Linked DNA regions of Homo sapiens: region 2 is linked to region 1. A link is an interaction called in ENCODE POLR2A ChIA-PET data of the cell type or tissue named here. Cell type or tissue: Caco-2. All regions are shown on one strand.

Evidence for each region. Peaks named below come from ENCODE experiments on the same cell type or tissue, not always from the same donor. Only the 100,000 strongest peaks of a DNase experiment are listed, where the experiment ranks them.
Region 2: POLR2A ChIA-PET joins it to region 1 with 10 read pairs; 5 of 35 experiments call an interaction of 5 or more read pairs at or near these places.

Annotation. Positions count from the first base shown.
Region 1 is chr1:53,153,840-53,156,339 of GRCh38, reverse strand. No RefSeq gene overlaps it. Among named protein-coding and RNA genes, the nearest start is that of SLC1A7, 12 kb to the right of the region's middle. In Caco-2, no CTCF peak of the experiment used is centred here; no DNase peak of the experiment used is centred here.
Region 2 is chr1:53,024,029-53,026,528 of GRCh38, reverse strand. The region is part of intron 12 of SCP2 (sterol carrier protein 2); the gene reads right to left. Among named protein-coding and RNA genes, the nearest start is that of PODN, 37 kb to the left of the region's middle. In Caco-2, no CTCF peak of the experiment used is centred here; a DNase peak (open chromatin) is centred at 1,308.

The sequences.
Region 1 (2,500 bases):
ATCTGTACAGGTCTGTAGCAACCTCAATTCTTGCGTCCTCAGAGGAAAGAATTTGACCGAGGGGCACGAGGCAGAGGGAGAGACTGAGGCAAGTTTTAGAGCAGGAGTGAAGGTTTATTAAAAAGCTTTAGGGCAGGAATGAAAGGAAGTAAAGTACACTTGGGAAAGAGCCACCTGGGCAACTTGAGTGATCAAGTGTGCCATTTCACCTTTGACTTGGGGTTGTACATGTTGGCATGCCTTGCGTCCCTTCTCCCCTGATTCTTCCCTTGGGCTGTCCGTGTGCACAGTGACCTGCCAGCCCTTGGGAGGGGAGTGTGCACAGTGTGTTCACTGGAGTTGTATGCATGCTCACTTGAGGCATTCTTCCCTTACCAGCCGAATGTCCCTGGAAAGTCATGTATCAGTTAAACTCACCATTTTGCCTCTTAGTGAGCATGCTTGAGCCCAGTTGCCCAACTCCTGAGATTAAGCAGCTGACCACCTGTTTCAGGTGTTTCTATCTACTGGGAGACGGCCTTTCCCTGGCACCAGCTGCAACCAATTATTATTTTAAACAGACAGTTAACAACCACCTGACCATCACCTGATGGTTGCCTGACATTTGTGGTGAGGTATAGGGAGCCCTCTCCTGCCCTGCTCATGCTTGACTAGCTACCTACTGTACCAAAATGATGGGCCAATTAACTTTTCAAGCTTTGAGAATGCAGCCTTGGAGAGCAGCTTTCTGTACTTATGTTCTGTAGTCTTCCACAGTATGTAATCATTTGCTTGTTACAGGAGTGTAATTTACAGGTTAGAGATCATTCCACTTAAACATTTGTAGTCTTTGCATCTCATAGTGTTACGGGATCTTTGGGGTGTCACTTTTCTGGCCAGAAACTTCTGTGGGCAGTGGTGCCTTTGCCCGAGTTCTTGTCCTGCATCCAGGAAGAATAAGGTACTCAGACAATGAAGGGCGAGCAAGACGAAGAGAAGCTTTGTTGAGTGTTAGGACAGTTCAGAGGAGACCCTCAGCGGGCAGCTCCTCTCTGTAGGCAGGTTGTCTCATCCAGCGTTCAGCTCTCAGCAGACAGGAGGCCCTGGAGAGGGTGGCTGCTCTCTGAAGGCAGGTCCCGGTTGGCTTCCCAGCTTTCAGCAGGAGCTTTCAGCTCCTCTCTGCAGCTGATCATCCAGTCGCCAGTCATCTCTCTGTCCTCTCCATCCTCTGCCCTTCTCTGGCTGATCCCAGGGCTTTTATGGACCTCAGAGGGGAGGAAGTACATGCCAAATGGTCTATGGGCGGCCATGGGCAGACTGGAAGAGGCACCACAAGTCCCCACTCTGGTCTGCAGGACTGTCAGCCAGGCTTCCAGGCTTCAGGCCCTCCCTGTTAGAATTCACAGCAGTGATTCTCAAGACTTGCATGCTTTTTCTTAGACTTTGTAACTTTTAATAAGTTAAAGGGTACTATCCCAATAAGCTGAATACTCTAGCATCTTAGAGAATATTTGCTTTGAGAAAAATTCTCATTCAATGGTAAAATAGAGCACTTAAATCTCTGAAAGTCACCTCGGAATAAAATTTTTCTTTCCAAGTAAATGAACTCAATGTCTGCTATTAAAATAATCCTAATAATTCCTGACTCTCACCAATGTGTGAGTCTTAAACAATATTATTTACAAGACTAATGAAAGGGGGCAACTTGAGGGATATTTTAAAGTTGAGATTTCTCAAAAATTGCTCGGAAACAAGAGCTAGACTCAGTCTCAAAAAAAAAAAATAAAAAAAGGAAAAGGAAGAAAGGAAGCGAGGAGGCCAAAGCACTCCCTTCACAAGTGAGCCATCCAAATCATGGGTTAGTTAAGAATCTACCTGGGATGGTTAGGATATTGCACTCATTTCCTGGTCCCTTCCAGCAGCCCACTGACATTGAGCCAAAATACGCAATTTTGTGGCATTAGTTAACTAGTGAGAAAACCTTAAAAATCCTGTTTCTTATTACTACCCAATTTCTTTATCCTCCCATTTTCTTTCCATTTCTACTCTCTTCTCACTGGAATTCTGGCATTATTTTTAGTGGCCTCTACTGATAATATCAAAAAGAGCTTCCCCAGGTATATATAAATTATATTAAAAGTGAAAATATGCCACGTTGAGTAGTTGGGTTAAAAAGAAAAAAAAAAAGTGTAAATAGGCCAGGCAGAGTGGCTCACACCTGTAATCCCAGCACTGTGGGAAGCCAAGGCATGAGGATTGCTTGGGGCCAGGAGTTGGAGACCAGCCTGGGCAACATAGTGAGATTCAGCCTCTACCAAAAAAAAAAAAAAATTAGCTGGGCATGGTGGCATGTGCCTGTAGTCCTAGCTACTCTGAAGGCTGAGATGGGAGGATCGCTTCAGCCCAGGAATTTGATGTTGCAATGAGCTATGATCGTGCCACTGCACTTCAGCCTAGGCAGCAGAAGCAAGATCTCATCTCGAAAAAAAAAAGTGAAAATAGCAGTATGCATAATTTTAAT
Region 2 (2,500 bases), 130 kb after region 1:
GCCTCGTTTCATAAATATTTAATGACTTCTTGCTACATGCCAAGCAAGACATTTCAAAACACTGGGGATATGATAGTGAACAGATCAGACCCAGTCCTTGCACTCACTTAGTTTATATTCTTCCAGTGGAGGAGAAAAAGAAGTAAACACAAAATAACTGCAAACTGTACCAAGTACTTTGAAACAGGAGTAGGGTGACTATAGTTTACTATACATTTACATTTCTAAATAGCAAAAAGAGAATAATCAAAAGAGAATAATTCAAATGTTCCTAGAATAAAGAAAAGACAAATATTTAAGGTGATGGATATCCCAAGTATACTGATTTGATTTTCACAAATTACATGAATGTATTAAATTAGTACTTGTACCCTGAGACTATGTACATCAGTTATGCATCAATAAAAAATAATTTTAAATTTAAAAAAAAGGAACCTACTTTAGGAAGGACAGTCAAGGAATGACCTCTAAGACCTTATTAAAGGAAGAAAAGGAGCTAGCCATTCAAAGAGGAAACTGCAAAGATCCTGAGGGAGAAAGGAGTATGTTAAAAGAAAGTCAAATAAGACCAGAGTCTCTATAATACAGTAGGTGTGGGGAGAGTGACATGAAATGAAATTGGAGAACTAGGCAGGCCAAATGATGATGCAGGCAGGCCAAAGTAGGGAATTTGGAAATCCATAGAAATGATAACATGGAAGTGAAATTGTTTGATTTGTGATTATTCTTACAACAGTGTGCTGAACGAATGACGATGGAGAGAGGAGCAAGAGGAGTGGGCACTAGTTAGGAGGCTGTTGGAATAATCCAGATAGGAGGTGATGGTGGCCTGGACTACAGAGGCAGTCTGCCAGTAGATAGAGAGTGGGAATAGATTCAAAATAGAAATAGAATCCACAAGCCTTGCTGTGGGGGTGAGGGAGATACAAAGAGGAAAGGGCAAGGATTATCCAGGCATTTGGCCTGAATAACTGGGTGATGGAGAGGCCATTACGAGGACAAGGAGGAATGTAGTGGGAATAGAGGGGATCCAAGTTCTGTTTAAGGCACAGTAAGTATACTATTTTATAAAACAAGAAAGCCATGGATATGAGAGTCTGGAGCTCAGTGGAGAGGGCCAGCTAGAGATAAAATGGAGAAATCATCAGCATAGTGAAAGCATTTAAATCCCTGGGCAGGGACTGTAACAGAATTATAGAGAAACAAGAGAGTCCAGCACAATGCCCTTTAGACCTCCATTACTCAGAGTCAGGGACAGAAGGGAAAGCAGCAGCCAGTGATGCAAGAGGAAAACCAGCATGGTGTCATAGGAGCCGGGAGCAAGATTCCAGGAGGGAGGGGCAAACTGTCAAATGCTGCCACAAGGTCAAGTATCCACTAGATGTGCACATGGAGAGTACAGATGACCTGACCTTGACAAAAGCAGTTTTCAGTGGAGGGTGGAAGTCAGATTATAGTGAATTGAAGAGTGAATAGAAGAGGGAAATAGACACAGCGTGGCTCTTTTGAGACATTAGTCTTAGTGGAACAGTAAAATGAGGTGGTCTCTGGAGAGGAATGTGGTGGTATCAAGGAAGAGTTGTGGGATTTTTTTGGTGGGGGGGATAAAGATGACATCTTTATTTTCACTAATCTCTTAAAGAAATGTAGCATTTCTGGGCAGGCGTGGTAGCTCACACCTGTAATCCCAGCACTTTGGGACGCCGAGGCAGGTGGATCACCTGAGGTCAGGAGTTCGAGACCAGCCTGGCCAACATAGTGAAACCCCGTCTCTACTAAAAATACAAAAATTAGCCGGGCATTGTGGTGTGCGCCTGTAAACTCAGCTACTCGGGAGTCTGAGGCAGGAGAATTCGCTTGAACCCAGGAGACAAAGGTTGCAGTGAGCAGAGATCATGCCACTGCACTCCAGCCTGGGCAACAGAGCAAGACTCCATCTCAAAAAAAAAAAGAAAAAAAAAGAAAGAAAGAAATGTAGCATTTCCTTCTGGATGTGGGCATATGAGAGTCCTATAACTTTTAAAAAATATTTTATTTTCCAATTTTTTATTATGTTAAAATACACATAAAATTTACCATCCTAACCATATTTAAGTGTTCAGTTTAGTAGTATTAAATACAGTCATAATGTTGTGCAACCATCATCACCTTTCATCTCCATAACTCTTTTCATCTTGCAAAACTGAAACTCTACCCATTAAAGAGTAACTCCTCACTCCCCCCTGCTTCCAACCCCTGGCAACCACCATTCTACTTTCTGTCTCTATAATTTTGAATACTCTAGGTACCTCTAGGTACTATGATTCTAAGTGGAATCATATAGTATTTGTCTTTTTGTGACTGACATATCACTTGGCATAATGTTCTCAAGGATCATCCATCTTGCAGCATGTCAGGATTTTCAAAAAGGCTGGGTTTCATTTTAAGATGAACAAATCAGAACAGGTATGCCTGATGATGGTAAGGAACCTGGAAAAAGGAGATGGAAGGAGAAAAATCT